2 separate regions of the Homo sapiens genome follow, and region 1 is linked to region 2. Evidence: chromatin loops called from intact Hi-C (ENCODE). Cell type or tissue: heart right ventricle. All regions are shown on one strand. Links, peaks and the distances in the headings refer to the core of each region. The heading gives the core; the rest is flanking DNA. Region 1 has its middle 28 kb from the start of OR2S2. Region 2 overlaps RECK (reversion inducing cysteine rich protein with kazal motifs).

Region 1 (11,420 bases), core at 1,935-9,934, 60 kb after region 2:
TGCATTGAGGCTGCCCTTCTGTGGAGACAACATCATCAATCACTTCACCTGTGAGATTCTGGCTGTCCTGAAGTTGGCCTGTGCTGATATCTCTGTCAATGTGATCAGTATGGGAGTGGCCAATGTGATCTTCCTGGGGGTCCCTGTTCTGTTCATCTCTTTCTCCTATGTCTTCATCATTGCCACCATCCTGAGGATCCCCTCAGCTGAGGGGAGGAAAAAGGCCTTCTCCACCTGCTCTGCCCACCTCACTGTCGTGATCGTCTTCTACGGGACCATCCTCTTCATGTACGGGAAGCCCAAGTCTAAGGACCCACTGGGAGCAGACAAACAGGACCTTGCAGACAAACTCATTTCCCTTTTCTATGGGGTGGTGACCCCCATGCTCAACCCCATCATCTACAGCCTGAGGAACAAGGAAGTGAAGGCTGCTGTGAGGAACCTGGTATTTCAGAAACGCTTCCTGCAGTGATGGTGGAGGGGTCCTGATGGCTCTGTGCTTCCTGACTGCTCCCACCTGAGAGTCCCAGAGGACAAGATGAAAGACCAAGTTGATCAAAGGTTACATGGGTAAATCTCATTACACAGAATCTCATTACATAGAAGGGCTCTGTAGGAACAGGACACATTTAATGCAACTCCACCAAAGTATGTTCTTGTTTGTCTAGCCTCGTAGTTCTCATTCTCCATGATGGATACTGAATGAATTGATGTCAAGGAAAAGTAACTCTTCACATTTTTATTGTTGGATGAATGAAAAGCTCTAGTCTGTAGGTCTTTGATTCAATTGCTCCACGGCTTCTTTCTTTGAACATATTTGGCTGCTGCTTTCTGACCAGATTGGCTATTTTTGGCTTCTGGACTACTCCCAGATCCCAGAGAAGTAATTTGAATCAACACATTTGTTGAAAAGGTAAGCGAGCACTTTTAAAAGAATATAGAAACTCTTGTGGGTCCTTACTTTTATGTTACCTTTCAAGATCTTCCTACTCCATATTACATAATAGTTAGTTTTATTTTTCTCCTCATTGTTTTTTTTCTGGTTGTCATATAAATTCTTAAAACTGTTTGCTGAATTTTTCTGTCTCTGTATCTTCATAAATTAACCTGTAGCTTTGTCTCTCTCTTGTCCTTACTCAGAGTCCTCACCAGAAAATCATTAATGCTCTTGGAGAAGAGAGGGGAGTAAGGAAGGTGTGACAAAACTGATGCAAGGGTCAAGGGCACAATCCTCTTTTCTTTTTCTTTTGGAAGATATTGTTCATTCCTGGGCTCTGTCCTAGATACCAGTGGCCTCTCATGAGCCATCAGAGTAATGCGAAAACTGAGATAAGTCCAGGAGGATCAAATAAATTGTATTAATCACCTGACCTGGTTTAACCAAGCATGCAGCCAAGTGGCAGCCATCACTTGTTTTCCACTAAAGAATCCCTGAGGCCACGTAATAGTCAGAGGAAGACAGAAATAATGCCCATCAGGGGACATCTAAGAATCACCCACATGATTGTGAGGAATTCCAAGTCGGCTCCAAATAGTGATCAGTCTAGAAGTCCAGTTAAAAGGATCAGCAGAATAGAAAATTTCTGACATAAACTTTTAACCCCATAGAAACAAACTAACAATTAAAATAAGATCCTAGCACTTTGGGAGGCCAAGGCGGGTGGATCCACTGAGGTCAGGAGTTCGAGACCAGCCTGGCCAACATGGTGAAACCCCCATCTCTACTAAAAATACAAAAATTAGCCGGGCGTGGTGGTGCGTGCCTGTGCTCTCAGCTACCCGTGAGGCTGAGTCAGGAGAATCGCTGGAACCCAGGAGGTGGAGACTGCAGTGAGCTGAGATCGTGCCACTGCACTCCAGCCTGGGCGGCAGAGTGAGACTCCATCTCAAAAACTTAAAAAATAAACAGCCTTTGCTGAAAATCAGTTAACGTGGGAAGATGGTGAAAATGTTAAAGAAAATTCTCAGTAGTTTTGTCAATGGAATTAAAGAGACTTTTGAATCAATAAAACAAGAGTTGCCTATAAAAAGAGGCTAGGAGAAAAGATATCTGAGAGATAAGAACATTTTCTTGGAAAAAAGTTAACAATTATTGAACAAATACAATTCAATAGACAGCATTTAAGACAAACATTAAAAGGAATTTTTAAATTAAAAATAACTTTTTTTAAACTTTTATTTTAAGTTCAGGGGTACGTGTGCAGGATGTGCAAGTTTGTTACATAGGTTGCTCTCCTAGACTTAAGGGGGAAAGAAAAAGACAAGGAGGTTTAAATTGTTTGAGAAAAGATGAGAGGCATGGAAGACAGACCAGGGGAACCCATTATGAAATTCATAAGGAGAAAATAGAGCAGATGAAAACAAATAATGTTTAAAACCAAAAAAGAAACATTTCCCCAAACAGAAGTTTTAGGTCAAAGATACTTGCACACACATGATTATAGCAGCACAATTCGCAACTGCAAAATTGTGGAACCAACCCAAATGCCCATCAATCAACGAGTGGATACAGAAACTGATATATATACAATGGAATACTACTCAGTCATAAAAAGGAATGAATTAACAACATTCACAGCTGCCTGGATGAGATTGGAGACTATTATTCTAAGTGAAGTAACTCAGGAATGGAAAACCAAACATCGTATGTTCTCACTGATCTGTGGGAGCTAAGCTATGAGGATACAAAGGTATAAGAATTATACAATGAACTTTGGGGACGTGGGCGGATGTGTGGGAGGCGGGTGAGGGATAAAAGACCACAAATAGCATGCAGTGTCTACTGCTCTGGTGATGGATGCACCAAAATCTCACAAATCACCACTAAAGAACTTACTCATGTAACCAAACACCACCTGTACCCCAATAACCTATGGAAAAATTAAAGAAAAAAAAAGAGGTTTTAGGTCTTTTGTTCATAAATGTTTCGCCACCAGGTAAGAGCTGTGGCAAAATAGATACCTTATCTAGATCCAAGGATATGTTTTGATTTCCATATGTAGCAGGATATTTCTAGACTTTTCCACAGAATAAAACAGATTACCTAACAAGGAATAAGGATCTGAATGCCACTGGCCTTCTGCTCTGCAGTCCTATATGTAGAAGTCAGTAGAACAATGTTCACAGAGCTCTGAGGGAAACGGGTTAAGGGTCAGAAGTTCCACACACAGATGACCATTGCACAGGCATGAAGGTTAAAAAGATATTTGCCATTATGTGAAAACAAAGAAAGTACACATCTCCCTAATTTCTTTTTGAACGAGAAATTTGATTTAAGAAATTCTCTCAACAAAGAGTTAAAAATAAATGATTGCAAGACATAGTGTATACAATACAGTGAAAAACAATGAACGGCAAAGACCCATTAAGTCTAATTAATTCTTGATGCTGAATGTGCTGATTCCATTACCCATGGAAAGTTGAAAAAATGGTCAAAAACATGATGCCAAACTTTAAAAGAATGGATAATTTCTGTGTTATCTGTGGTTTTCATAGGATAAAAAAATAGGGAGACCTTGCCAAATCGTTTTATGCATGACAGTTAGCTCCTTGAGGACGGTAATTGCATCTGTCTTATTTATTTTTCTACTCTTCATAGCAATTACAGTGCTTGGTACACACTAAATACTCAATAGGTATTTGCTGAGTATGGAATGAGTATTCTGACACCAAAGTTTAACAAAGACAATGCAAAAAAAAAATGGATATAAATGAAACTATTTTTATTGTCTATTAGCTGATGAAAGCCAATGTGTATTAAACAAATAACACACATTATCCACTGGCATATTCTTAGGAATAGCAACATGGCACAACATTAGAAGAAGTCTTATTTTTAATGCTTTCATAATGGAGAAGTTCAAACCCCTATACGAAAATTAGAAAAAATAGAACCATTAACTTCAGGTATTTTTATCCAGATTCAATAATCACCTCGTGGTATATCTTGTTCAGCCATGCACCTCCTCACTTCTCCCACTTTTGAATTATGTTGAAGCAAATCCCAGATCATCATAGCATTTCATTCTTTTTTTTTTTTGAGATGGAGTCTCACCCTGTTGCCCAGGCTGGAGGGCAATGGCGTGATCTTGGCTCACGGCAACCTCCACCTCCTGGGTTCAAACGATTCTCCTGTCTCAGCATCCCAAGTAGCTGGGATTACAGGCGCACGCCACCACGCCCAGCCGGGTTTCACCATGTTGGCCAGGCTGGTCTCAAACCCCTGACCTCGTGATCCGCCCACCTCTGCCTCCCAAAGTGTTGTGATTACAGGCGTGAGCCACCGTGCCCAGCAGCATTTCATTTTTAAATAATTTAGTGTGTATCTATAATAAATGACAGACACTCTTTTTTTTTTCTTTTTTTTCTTTTTTTTCAAGACAAGGTCTCACTCTGTCGCCCAGGCTGAAGCTCGGTGGCACGATCACAGCTAACTGCAGCCTCAAACTCCTTGGGCTCAGGTGATCCTCCCACCTCCGCCTCCCAAGCAGCTGGGACTACAGGTGTGCACTATCACACCCGGCAAATTTTAAAATTTTTTATAGAGACCAGATTTCGCTGTGGTGCCCAGGCTGGTCTCGAACTCCTGGACTCAAATGATCTGCCCACCTCAGCCTCCCACAGTGCTGGGACTACAGGCATGATCTTTTCAGCATAATTAAATTACCAGTATCACACCTTTTAAAATATTATATGTTAATATCACCAACTCTTCACTCACTATTCACATTTATCCAAATGTCTTTTTTTTTTTGAGATAGAATTTTGCTCTGTTTGCCCAGGCTGGAGTGCAGTGGCGCAATCTCGGCTCACTGCATCCTCTGCCTCCCGGGTTCAAGTGATTCTCCTGCCTCAGCCTCCCAAGTAGCTGGGACTACAGGCAGGCACCGCCACACCAGGCTAATTTTGTATTTTTAGGAGAGATGGGGTTTCACCATGTTGGCCAGGCTGGTCTCGAACTCCTGACCTCAGGTGATCCACCCGCCATGGCCTCCCAAAGTGCTGGGATTACAGGCGAGAGCCTCTGCGCCTGGCCCCAAATGTCTTTTTGTCTTTTTTTTTTTTTTTTTTTTTGAGACGGAGTTTTCGCTCTTGTTGCCCAGGCTGGAGTGCAATGGCACGATCTCGGCTCACCGCAACCTCTGCTTCCCAGGTTCAAGCAATTCTCCTGCCTCGGCCTCCCGAGTAGCTGGGGTTACAGGCATGCGCCACCACACCTAGCTAATTTTTTGTATTTTTAGTAGAGACAGGGTTTCAACATGTTGGTCAGGTTGGTCTCGAACTCCCAACCAGGTGATCCACCCATCTCGGCCTCCCAAAGTGCTGGGATTACAGGCATGAGTCACTGCACCCGGCCCCCAAATGTCTTTTAAATATATTTCTTTCTCAATTTGTTTATCTTAATCAAGATCTTTAAAAGGTCCATTATAATTAGTGGATAAATCTCTTTTAATCTATAGTTTTCCCTTTATCGCCTTTGTTTACTTACTGTGTGTGTCTATGTAAGAAACTGAGTTGTCTGTGTTGGAGAATTTCCCATGGTCTGCATTTTACTGATTGCTTTCCTGTGATATGTGTCTGCTTTTCCTGCATACCAGAGGTTAGATGGAGAAACTTAACAGTTTTTTTTTTGTTTTTTGTTTTGTTTTGTTTTGAGACAGAGTCTCACTCTGTGACCCAGGCTGGAATGCAGTGCCGCAATCTCAGCTCACTGCAACCTCCACCTCCTGGGTTCAAGTGATTCTCCTGCCTCAGGCTCCCGAGTAGCTGGAATTACAGGCGTGCACCACCACACCTGGCTAATTTTTGTATTTTTAGTAGAGATGGGGTTTCACCATGTTGGCCAGGCTGGTCTCGAACTCCTGGTCTCAAATGATCCACCCGCCTTGGCCTCTCAAAGTGCTGGGATTACAAGTGTTAGCCACCACACCAGCCAGATGTTTTCTTTTAGCTGTAGTTAATGACTCAGTATTCCTAAGTCCTTTTCACATGCCCCTAATAGTCTTTGATGGCTTCCTTGCTTTCTGGGATGAGAAAACGATTCAGGTTCAACTTTCCTATTTCCTGTGCCAGCCTGGGAATCAGCTATTTCTCCAAGAGCTCTGGTTCTTTTTATTGGAAAATGATGTTTGGATACCATAATCTGAGTGCTAAAGGTGTTCCTTGCTACTGAATTTGTCATCATATCTAATCCCTTTTTATGGAAAGCGTTAGAAAATACAGTTTTGTTCTTTTTTTTTTTTTTAAGGTAAACTATGACAATTTCACACTGATACTTCCACCTTATATTCAGGTCTATAGTTTCCAAGTAACCTCAATAATTTTACATTTGTAGCTTCTCAATATGTCAAAAATCTTGATACTCAGTGACACTAACATAATTGATCATTTGATTTACTCCGCAAATATACACACAAAATAATTTTGGAATAACAATACTAATACTACCTTCATCAATAGGAATACTAAAAAAAAAAAAGCTTAAGATTCTAGAGAACTTTTCTTCTTATTCTTGTTTTTTATTCTTTGTTTTGTTTGATATTCCTTTTCTCCTTAGGGTAATTCCTGCTAGATATGTACAAATTATTGATTTTTAAAGTTAGTCGGGATAATTCCTCTCTTATAGTTATTTGGTTTATATACTTCATTTGCTTTTGAATTTTGCTTTTTTCCATCTTCTAATTATAAAAATGCATGGCTCTAAACTCAAATCTAGCCAAGTGAGGAGGCTCATGCCAGTAATCCCACCACTTTGGGAGGCTGAGGTGGGAGGATCACTTGAGCCCAGAAGTTCAAAATCAGCCTGGGAAATACAGTGAGACTTTATCTGTATACAAATTTAAAACTTAGAAAAAAAAATTCATCAAGAATGATGGCACATGCCTGTAGTCCCAGCTACTTGGGAGGCTGAGGTGGTAGGATTGCTTGAGTCCAGGAAGTGGAGGTTGCAGTGAGCCAAGATTGTACCACTGCACTCCAGCCTAGGCAACAGAGTAAAATTCTGTTTCCAAAAAAAGAAAAGAAAAGAAATATATAAAAAGAAAAATAATTTTAAAAAAACAAAGTCAAATCTACAAGGGAAGGTATATTTAATGAAATCTAACTTTTATCCTTGTCCCCTTCATCCTGTTACCTTCCTCACTTACAGATAACCACTTCTCAAATTTAGTGGTTTATCTTTCCATTAAAAAATATAATATATGGATATATTCATATTCTCCCACCTAAAAGATAGCACACAATACACACTTTTTCCACACTACCTTCTTCACTCAATGATAGTTCCTAATGATTACTCCATAGTTGTACATAGAGATGCAGAAAAAACATTTGAGTAAGTTTGGGGAATGTAATTACTACAATATATTATTCACCAACTCACTTTCTCTGCCCCAGCCCTTTTTACTTCAGTAGATTTACTCCCAATTTCTAACATTAATAAATTGTGAATATGTCCAGGATTTTATGAGAGGCAATATCAGAATAATTACATTAGAAGTTAAGTTTGGATGCTGAGCCTGGCTCTTCCTCATATAGGCTGCATTCTCCAGGGCAAGACCCTTCCTGCCTGACTCACAGTCTCCACAATTGTACAATGAGCTCAGATTATTCTCAGCTCTTAAATTATCTGATTCTCATACAACATCAATATCCTCTTCAACCATGGGAGAATCACCAAGCAGCAAGGGGTGGGGGGTGGGGCTAAAGGAAATTGAGCCAAGCAATGTCTCCCCGTAAAATTGTAGCACAGACCACACCTTCCTCCTCAACAGTCTGTGGGGCACTCTTATTTGCACCCTGCACACTTTCCAGCAAGCCTGAGGTGTATCTGTGCCAACACTATGGCCACCATGGTGCTTACTTAGGCACAGACAAAACTGGCTTCTGATGGGCTCATTATCCTTGAAAAAGACAAAAGATGTCACTTCTGTCATCCAAAGTAGTCACCCTTAGGGCCTCTGGAGGGAAACCTAGAGTCTTTAGTTGAACTTTTAAGATCTTCCAAAATCTTCATAGACCACTAAATTCTTCTTACATCCTGTCCTCTAATGATATACTACCCCAGCCCTTATTATCTACATCAATGACCAACTGTACATTTTCAAACACCTTGCCTTTGAGCTGTTTTCTTGAGTTTAGAATGCCCTCTCCTTCTCCATTTATTACCAGTGAAAATGCTACTATTTGGAGATCAGCTTAAATATCACTTTTTCTGAGAAGACTTCCTTGACTCTAAGTGAGGGTTAATGACTCCTTCCTTTGCCTGCCTGTAACATGTTGCTTCTAACACAAATGTAGCACTGAACTTACTCAGCCTTATTTGAATTATGGACATACCAATCTCCTCCTCTAAACTATGAGCTCCTTAAAGACAGGCTACATGTCTGGTATACATCTACACAATTGCCCCAATTGCCCGCCACAGAGCTTGGCACACTGTAAGAGCTCAACAAATGCTTATTAAAATGAAAGAAATGTATCTCAGAAATCCCAGTTCTATTGCTATATAAGCAAGAGACATAAGGGTAAATTTCTACCAAAAAACACATACGAGAATGTTTATAACAGCTTTATTAATAATAGCCAGAAACTGGAAATAACACAAAAGTCTATCAACAGTAGAATGAATACTTAAATTATATTATACTTATTTAATGGGATGCTGCACTACAATTAAAAAAAAGCTACTGATTTCTGCAGCAAAACTTGCAGTACATATGAAAACGTGATACATGCAAAAATGTGAATGTATCTCACATGTTATGCTGTATAAAAAGATACACACAAGGGATTGTATACTGTATAATTCCATTCATATAAAGTTTTTAAAAAGCAAAACTAATAGATGTTAACAGAAGTCAGAATAGTGGTCTCCTCTAGGAGAGAGGGAAGAGAGAGGAATGTAATTGAGGAGGGAAATAAGAGGGGTTTCTAAGGTACTGGGACATACTAATTTTTAACCTGGGTAAGGGGTGCATGGTGTGTATTTTCTTATTTTTCCTTGAATGGTATGTATATCCTTTTTTTTTTTTTTTTTTTTTTTTTTTTTTTTTTTGACAGAGTCTTGCTCTCTCACCTGGTTGGAATGCAGTGGTGCGATCTTGGCTCACTGCAACCTCTGCCTCCCAAGTTCAAGCAATTCTCCTGCCTCAGCCTCCTGAGTAGCTAGGATTACAGGCGTGCACCACCACGCCCAGCTAATTTTTGTATTTTTACAAAATACAAACCATCCTGTTGGTCAGGATGGTCTCTATCTCTTGACCTCATGATCCGCCCGCCTTGGCCTCCCAAAGTGCTGGGATTACAGGCGTGAGCCATCATGCCTGGCCTGCATATGCTTTTCATACTCTTTTGTATATATAATATATCTTACAGAAAGAAAAAATCCAATGCAAGGCATAACGGCTTATGACTATGAATGTGGCATGTATTTGATTCTAGGACTTTTAGAGCTGGTGGACAAGGCAGGTGTATTCATTTGTGGAAGAGGTGGTCAGGATTGCCCGAGTCTTATTTCTTGCTGACGCTGGGCAGGCTCCTCTTGCACACCAAGAACATCTGTGGAATGAGAGCTCATCACACCACCCCCAGTATTAGAATTAAATGGGAAAGGGAAAACTGGAATGTGATTAAGAAACTATAGTGTATCAGAAAACAGTGGTCCACATTGAAGATGCTTCTGGCTGCTACCTGGGCAGTCACAGCTCTCAGCTTTGGATCTTAGAAGTGGAGGTTACCAGATCCCAGCGGTAAATCAGCAATGCTCTCACAAATGCACAGATATAGGATACTCATGCACACACACACAGGAAAAGACTCAGCTGTGCACAACAGGATGCCACTTCTGTGATTGACTGCTCTTTTTGAAGTCCACAGCTGCTGTGCCTCTGAAACTCTCTGGTAGGAGCCACAACCAGGTTTATTTATGACCCTTTAAAAGGCTGGCCTGGGTAACAGCTGCCTAATAGAACCTATTTGGTGGGATACAGACAAGAGATCTTCGAGGTTGCTGGCTTTCTTCCAACCCTGGGATCCTGAATTTGGAAATGGTCAAAGGGACATTGACCACACAATGATTTTTCCTGTGTGGTGGGTTTCACAGTCTATCATGAACTCTGGTGAGAGTTCTCATTGACGGGGTTTCATGTTAATTTGGGCAAGGTCAGGATGATCCTTCCTCTCTAATGTTTTCCAACAGCACCGCAGAATTGGTAGGAAGAGAGGGAAGGAGGGAAGAAACTATTTCTGGAGAGACTTCAGAATAATTGGATCATGGGGACATGACCCCAGATGTACAAGAAGTTTCTTAACTTTGTGACTTGTATTTATAAGCTTTAAATCACTTCAGAGACTAGAAAAGACCCCAATACAGAGTGGAATTTAAATTGCTTCATATATGCAATGCGTGGTCCTTTGTGGCTTTTACCCAAACACAGAACAAAGACAAGAAATGTAACTTTCACCCACTTCAGGTGCTAACTCACCTGGCTGCTGCTTTCAGACAAGATTGGATATTTATAGCCCCTTATTAACATATTTTATGATAAAAACAAAGAGGGCAACTTTTTAAAGATTTGTAACTCTTCTTTGCTCACAACTCACTCTTCTTGACTCAGCCCCATCCGTGGCCTCAGATCTAGTGGCACAGGAGAAAGGACAAGAAAAATAAAAGACTTCTCCGTGTTGTAAAAGGAAGTCCAAGAGAGAAATGTATGAGGCCGTTTAGTCCCTGGGATGGAATATTCTGTAAAATAATCTATCCCAAAGTGAGCAGTGTGGAAATTGGGGCTCAGAGAGGAAAAGGGACTTAACAATTTCCATCCATTGAGTGATTGGCGAATGCCAGTTTCCCCAGTGCCTAAGTCTGATATCTTCCTATTAACTCACAATCCTTGAGTGAAGCTGAACCATCATCACATTTATAGGGGCAAATCTTGAGATTTCACTGCCTGTGTCAATATGAGCAAACACTTTTTGGCAGTCAGAACTGTGCAAAGAGAAAAGATGAACCTGGGCAGGCAATGAGATGCCTTCCCAGAAAGAGATCAAACAGATAATGGGGAGGCAAGTGGTGGCAAGCTGGGATGTAGTCAGAGAGTCAGAATAAATGACGGGAGGTGCCTTCCCTGCAGATAAGACATGAGAAATAACTAGAAATAAATGAAAAGACACAAAGACAGATAAGTCCTCCTGGGAAAGAGCCAGCTCCAGGATCAGGTGACCAACCTACTGGACTCACCCTGGATGAGAGGTGAGAAAAAGCACTGCTCCAGGCACACAGAGGGCCACATTCTCCCAAGCTGGGCTTTGCAGTGTTCTCTCAGGTGAGGCTACACACCATTATTACCCAGGCAGACCAACTCCAAACAGACAGGAATGGTACCTGTGGTTCCAGGAGATGAGGGCAGCTTCCCATTCTT
Region 2 (8,000 bases), core at 1-8,000:
ATTCTTTTGAGGAAGTCTACTTTTGAGCAGTTGTAGAACACTGTATAATAAATAATTTGACTGGCCTTTCTCCCTGGTTCCTGGGAGGGAGACTCTAAATCACCGGAATTTCCCGAGTAATAGGAGTGTCTTTGTTATGCTAACAAGGTGACCCATGGTCTCACCTATCAAGCTTGCCCAAACGGTGGCCCATGGGCTGCATGTGGCCCAGGCCCAGCTTTGAATGTGGTTCAACACAAGTTGGTAAACTTTCTTAAAACATTACGAGATTTTTTTTTTTTTGCATTAGTGTTAGTGTATTTTACATGTGGCATAAGACAATTCTTCCAGTGTGGCCCAGGGAAGCCAAAAGATTAGACACCCCTGACCTAGATAGTTTCAGGATGGAGGCTGGCAACACCAGAAAGAACAGCCATGTGTTTAAAGAGCTGGGGCTTTTAGCCACATGGTATCAACCTGATCTCCCAACTTCCAGGGATTGAAGGGGGATTGCAGATTGATCTCAACCATATGACCAATAATTCAATCAAGTATGCCTATGTAATGAAACCCCAATCAATACTCTGGACATAGAAGCTCAGTGGAGCTTTCCTGGTTGAACACATTGATGTACTGGGAAGATGATGCACCTGATTCCATAAGAGGACATAGAAGCTCTGCATTCCCTCCTAGATCTCACCCTATGAGGCTCTTTATTTGACTGGTCCTCCTGAATTGTACCCCTTATATTAAAACCATTATTTAAAGTATAGTGCTTCCCAGAGTTCTGTGAGTTGGTCTAGCAAATTATTGAACCTGAGGGGGTCATGGGAACCGTGGATTTATAGCCAGTTGGTCAAAAGTGTGGGTGGCCTGGGGACCCTTGAACTAAAGCTAGTGTCTGGATTAAGGGCAATCTTGTTGGGGACCATGCCCTTTAACTTGCGGGGTAGATGCTGATTCTGGGTGGCAGAACTGAATTACATTATATCCAGTTGGAAGTAAAACAGAATATAGAGAAATGAGGTGGTTCCTGGAAGGGCATGTGGGTTTTAAAAGAGGCACTGTGTTTAGGAATAGGGATACAATAGTGAACAAAAGTTATGCTCTCTAACTTCACCCAGGTTACCACCTGGTAGTAGGACAAAATCTAGACAAGAGTAAAGAATTCAAGGACACCGATAAATTAACAGGGAAATTGACAGCACCTCATTTTCTCAGTGAAATAGTGATTAGATCTGAAAATAGATAGGGCTGAGATAGGGTTGGGGGCTTGAGTTGAAATTATAGAGGCCTGAAACAGCCACTTTGGAAAATAGAGAAAGGAAACAACTATAAATATGTTTCTCAAACCTGTGTTCAAAACAACACTGCTTCATCAACTTAGAGAAAGAAATGTCAAATTAGAGAAAAGGAAAAAGGTTGCCAAGCAGCATTATGGCTCCAGAGGAATTCATAAATTGGCTATAGCGATAATCATCAGAGGCATGTAACTGTTGTAGAGCGCAGAAGACTGAAAAGAGGATAGAGTTGGCATTGTCAGCAGCTGTCTAGAATTGGCAAGTCAAAAGACACAGGAGGGAAAAATACTACATTTCAGGCAGGTAGATCTGGTACAATGGTTTAAAACACCTGTTTTTACATATATATATATATATATATATATATATATATATTCAACCTGTGTGTCTGTGCGTGTGTATGCAACATAATCCTCTCTTCAAATGAAATCTGTACAACTTCAGTATACATATTAGATAAAAGTAGAACTTTTTTTATTGAAAAGTAGGATTGGTATTGAGGAGAAATGAATGAGTAAACAAATGAATAAAAGAAGTCCTCTTCAGATCTTACCAACCAAGTTTCTAAGTTTTAAACTGGAAATCACTTTTCCATAAAACAACGACAGGGTCTAGGATGTTACTGCCATATTACTATAGATCAGTTTCATAAAAGACTTGTGGGGTTAGCTAGCCTTTTTTTTTTTTTTTTTGAGACTGGCTTTCTAATACTATTTCTATGTCAAAACATGTCTTGAAGTTCTAAACATTTGGTTTACAAAATTCTGAAGGACACATAAAAATTTCACTACATTTCAGAAGAAAAAAAAGGTGCCTTGATTGTAGTAAGGCTGTAGTTACTTTCTATGAAGGGCTAACACAAGGGAGGACCGAAGCACTCATAAGGGTTTTTGTTTTTTTTGAGAGTCTTGCGCTGTCACCCAGGCTGGAGTGGAGTGGTGCAGTCTTGGCTCACTACAACCTCCACCTTCAAGTGATTCTTGTGCTTCAGCCTCCCAAGTATTAATAGCTGGGATTACAGGCATGCACCACCATGCCCGGCTAATTGTATTTTTAGTAGAGATGGGGTTTTGCCATATTGTCTAGGCTGGTCTTGAACTCCTGGCCTCAAGTGATCCGCCCACCCTGGCCTCCCAAAGTGCTGGGATTACAGGTATGAGCCACCACACCTGGCCGACGCTTTCTTATAACAACTCCTCTGCAATGCCACACGAAACTACATCCATCTCCTAAGACTCTGCTATGTCCCTACCCTCATTAGACTGGGAGGATAGTCAGGAAAAAAGGCTCTCCTGAGTGACACTGATGTGCTCTTTTGAAGAGCTCTAGAAGTTGGCACTTTCTACTACTAGCCTCTAACACAAAGTTCATGTGAGGGCAGAAAATCCTGCTGGTCGTAAGCAAAGGTAATTCAAGATAACATATGGTCCCAATAAACAGAAAAAGGCTCAGCAAAAAGTAAACAATCAGGCAGACAGGAGTCTGATTTGGACCTAGGGATTTTTGAAAAACAATTTCTTGGAGCAAAGGTCTATTTCAAACAGAAACACAAAATGTGTTATAATTAAAACTCCACTAACAGAGGTCTTACTAAAAATATAACTATAAAAGCCTTTTTTTCCAATTAAATGGTGAAGGTCAAATCTATAGGGGAGTATCCCTCAAAGTTAAATTTTTAAAATAATTCTTTTTTTCATTTAAAAAACCTCAAAAATTTGGAAAACAAGAAGAAAAAGAAAAATTATATTTCCACTGTCCTGCCACAACATCTGTTGACATTTTGGCATATATTCCTTCTAGTCTTTCCAAAAGACTTTTTGATACTTCTGACAAAATGGGATGAAAGAGGGAAGCCTAAAGTCTTCTGGTAATAACTTCTTTCCTCCTCCCAACCAAATGTTCTTCTGTAACAGCATATGTCTTCTCTTGAGGGCATTGCCACTCTCCACGAACAGGACAGGGGACCTCTGCTCCGTCACATTTTCTACACTCTCTTCTTACCCTTAGCCATTATTGTATCTGCACACATTTTTCTTCCTTTGAAATAGCTAAAGCTTATTAGAATCTTTAACGTTGCATATTTTTCAAGAAATAAATGTCTACAAATAGACATCCATTCATATGACTTCGTTATCAATGGGAGAAGAATTCAAATGCAATTAATGTGGCATTTAAGGGTCTTTATCTTTTTCAGAGCAACTAAAAGGGATTAATTGGGTCATTCAACTATTACAATACAACAAAACAAAACAAAACTCTCCCAGGCCTAATGCTTTCTATAAGAGAAGATAATGAATTCTAGACATATTCTGGGTTTATAATTTGATCCTAACATATTCTTCAAGAATAATAGTTTAAAACTCTGCTTATTTTCATAAAATGGAATTGAACAGATAAAGATGGAATGATTCAAAATAAAATTTGACACTGCTATGATGAAAATAAAAAACACAGGTGTTATCTTCATTAAAGACATCAGTATGAGTGTCGTATCTTGCATTCTTATTCCAATAGTCTGTGATTATAAAATAAAAATTAAAAATTGATTACTAAAGGCCACATTTTTTGGGCTTAAGAAGGTATTAGTGTAGCCTGAAAATATGCAAGCAGAATTATCCAATAATTAGAAACATCGAGTTTCAGCTGCTGGTTTTGGCCATGTGTATACTAAAGACAGGCAAGTAAGCAGGAAGCACATGCTCCAGCCACATGCAGAAAAACGCAGCTTCTAAAGCCAACTAGCTTTAAAAAAACAAATACACACCCTAATCCAAAACTAAGAAATATCCATAGAATTATAGGATTTTTGAAGTTAAAAGGGATTTTTGCCACAGATGTCTCACAAAAGCTATAATTCAGTTGGTTAATGAAAAGCAATTCTTGTTTCCTAAAAAAAAAAAAAAAAGATTCCCTCTAATTAATGTCTCCCTAAAGAACAACTAAAACAGTGTGTATGTGTATAAATATATATATACACACACATATACATACATAGATGTGTGTGTGTGCACGTGCATTGAGTGTGTATTACACACTTCAGGAGAAAAAAACTAAATCTGAGTTGATACTGGAAAAAGATCATTCAAATTTAAAAAATTAATTTAAAAATCTGTTTTTTAATGTAAAATCTTATTTTTAATCAAATTTTAATTTTCAAAACAACTTGGAAAATGACAATCACTTAAAAAACATTTAAATGAGAACTGCAACTTTAACTTATAAATACATTCATGAAATTGTCACATTTAACCCTTTAAAAATATACACGTGGGTATATCTGCATAAAGTATACAGTCAGCCAAGGAAGCGCCAAATAGTGAGAGGATTACCCACATACTCACCACCTCAATTCAACACTGCTAACATCTTGTCATACTGCCATATCTATCTGTATGTATGTATGGATAGATACATATTTTGTTTTTTTCCCGAATCATTTGCAAGTTACATACATCCTTCTCCACTGCTTGCCTCATATTGCACTGCTGCAGCAGCCAATTATATTAAGTCAATTGTAGTACCAATATGACTGCCAGATTACTTTTTTTAACAGACCTTTCATGACATCCCTCTTCTAATCAAGGTCCTACAATGGCTTCCTGCTATTCCAATTCTAAAATTTCAAAGTCTTTCTCTAGCCTTCCCTTCCCTAAACTTCTATTACTTTTAGCAAAGAAAATCTACACTTACCTAGAATGCAGTCCTCTGCCTGAAATGCTTGATGCCCACTTCCTGCTGACTCCAAACATATTGCAAGGCTTAACTATCATCTTAATTCTTAGTAAGCCTTTCTTCTCCAACAACTCTAGGCCATGTTGATGTTTTTGTTATTTAAGACCCTACTATTCTAGTGAGAGTAGGAAACTTTAACACTTAACTCTTCTCTAATCATTTCATGTGGGTTCTCTTGGTATCCCCAGATTGATTGTAAGCTTCTTGGTACAATTAGCACAGTGCTCAGCTCAAAAATTAGATTCACTGACTAATAAAGAATAATGGAAGTCCTAGCCAGAGCAAATAGACAAGAGAAAGAAATCAAGGGCATCCAAATTGGTAAAGAGGAAGTCAAACTGTTGCTGTTTGCCGATCATATGATCGTATACCTAGAAAACCCTAAAGACTCATCCAAAAAGCTCCCAGATCTGATAAACGAATTCAATAAAGTTTTAGGATACAAAATCAAGGTATAAAATCAGTAGCACTGCTATACACCAACAGTGACCACTCTAAGAATCAAATCAAGAACTCAACCTCTTTTATAATAGCTGCAAAAAAAAAAAATAAAATAAAATACTTAGGAATATACCTAACCAAGGAGGTGAAAGAATTCTACAAGGAAAACTACAAAACACTGCTGAAGGAAATTACAGACAACAGAAACAAATGGAAACATATCCCATGCTCACGGATGGGTAGAATCAATATTGTCAAAATGACCATACTGCCAAAAGCAATAGACAAATTCAATGCAATTCCCATCAAAATACCATCATCATTCTTCACAGAACTAGAAAAAACAATTCTAGTTCCTAAAATTTGAATTTCAATCCTAAAATTCAAATGGAAGCTTCAAATTATACTATAAGGCTATAGTCACCAAAACAGCATGGTACTTGTATAAAAATAGGCACATAGGAACAGAATAGAGAACCCAGAAATAAAGCAAAATACTTACAGCCAACTGATCTTCGACAAAACAAATGAAAACGTAAAGTGGGGAAAGGGCATCCTACTCAACAAATGGTGCTGGGATAATTGGCAAACTGTATGTAGAAGAATGAAACTGGATTCTCATCTCTCACGTCATACAAAAATCAACTCAAGATTGATCAAGACTTAATTCTAAGACCTGAAACTGTAAAAATTCTAGAAGATAACATCGGAAAAACCCACCTAGACATTGAATTAGGCAAAGACTTTATGACCGAGAACCCTAAAGCAAAAGCAACAAAATCAAAGATAAATACATGGGACTTAATTAAACTAAAAAGCTTCTGCACAGCAAAAGAAATAATCAGCAGAGTAAACAGATAACCCACAGAGTGGGAGAAAATCTTTGCAAACTATGCATCTGACAAAGGACTAATATCCAGAATCTACAAGGAACTCAGACAAATCAGCAAGAGAAAAACAAACAGTCCATTAAAAAGTGGGCTAAGGAGCCGGACTCGGTGGCTCACGCCTGTAATCCCAGCACTTTGGGAGGCCGAGGCGGGTGGATCAGGAGGTCAGGAGATTGAGACCATCCTGGTTAACATGGTGAAACCCCGTCTCTACTAAAAACGCAAAAAAAAAAAAAAAAAAAAAAAATTAGCCAGGCGTGGTGGCAGGCGCCTGTAGTCCCAGCTACTCGGGAGGCTGAGGCAGGAGAATGGCGTGAACCCGGGAGGCGGAGCTTGCAGTGAGCCGAGATCACGAGATGCACTCCAGCCTAGGCAACAGAGCGAGACTCCGTCTCAACAAAAAAAAAAAAAAAAAAAAAAAAAAAAAAGTGGGCTAAGGACATGAATAGACAGTTCTCAAAACAAGATATACAAATGGCCAACAAACATATGAAAAAATGCTCAACATCACTAATTACCAGGGAAATGCAAATCAAAACCACAATGCAATACCACCTTACTCATGCAAGAATAGCCATAATTAGAAAATAAAAAAATAACAGATGTGGGAGTGGATGTGGTGAAAAGGGAACACTTTTACATTGCTGGTAGGAATGTAAATGAGTATAACCACCATGGAAAACAGTAGGGAGATTCCTTAAAGAACTAAAAGTAGATCTACCATTTGATCCAGTAATCCCACTACTAGATATTTATCCAGAGGAAAAGAAGTCATATGAAAAAGACACTTGCACACGCATGCTTATAGCAGCACAATTAGCAACTGCAAAAATATGGAAGCAGCCCAAATGCCCATCAATCAACAAGTGGATAAAGAAAATGTGGTAGATGTGTGTAGCAGCACAATTAGCAATTGCAAAAATATGGAATCAGCCCAAATGCCCATTGGATAAAGAAAATGTGGTATATGTGTACACACACACACACACACACACACACACACACACACACACACTATGGAATACTACTCAGCCATAAAAAGGAATGAAATAATGGCATTTGCAGCAACCTGTATGAAGTTGGAGACCATTATTCTAAGTGAAGTAACCCAGGAATGAAAAACCAAACATTGTATGTTCTCATTTATCAAGTGGCAGCTAAGCTATGAGGACACAAAGGCATAAGAACAATACAACGGACTTTGGGGACTCGGTGGCAGCAGGGGAAGAGTGAGCGGGGGATGAGGGATAAAAGACTGCACATTGGGTACACTGTAGTGATGGGTGCACCAAAATCTCAGAAATCACCACTAAAGAACTTATTCATGTAACCAAATACCACCTGTTCCCCTAAAACCTACTAAAAAAAAAAGTAGTAATATCCTATAGTTATACAATGTCTTTTTAACAGGAAAAAAGTACAAAAAAATTTCTCTCACTATATTAATACTATTTCAGTACCATATTTCATATGGTAACTCACCTATAATTTAGAAAACATCATATGATTTTTAAATCAAAAGATAAATTGGACTAAATCATACTCAGGTAAGAGGCAGGCAGCCAGTTGGTGGTGGGCTCTGCAGCTATAAGGTCAAGAAGAGCTGAGGCTGGGAAGCTGACATTTTATGAGGGTGTGGAAACTATGTGCAAAAAAA

Evidence for each region. Peaks named below come from ENCODE experiments on the same cell type or tissue, not always from the same donor. Only the 100,000 strongest peaks of a DNase experiment are listed, where the experiment ranks them.
Region 1: a loop joins it to region 2, with 3 times the contacts of the local background. A loop is called at or near these places in 1 of 110 quality-filtered maps.

Annotation. Positions count from the first base shown.
Region 1 is chr9:35,980,388-35,991,807 of GRCh38, reverse strand. It overlaps the pseudogene OR13C6P. Among named protein-coding and RNA genes, the nearest start is that of OR2S2, 28 kb to the right of the region's middle. In heart right ventricle, for the core only: no CTCF peak of the experiment used is centred there; no DNase peak of the experiment used is centred there.
Region 2 is chr9:36,041,782-36,049,781 of GRCh38, reverse strand. All of the region lies in intron 1 of RECK (reversion inducing cysteine rich protein with kazal motifs), which reads right to left. Among named protein-coding and RNA genes, the nearest start is that of RECK, 8.9 kb to the right of the region's middle. In heart right ventricle, for the core only: no CTCF peak of the experiment used is centred there; no DNase peak of the experiment used is centred there; H3K27ac peaks cover 2,430 bases.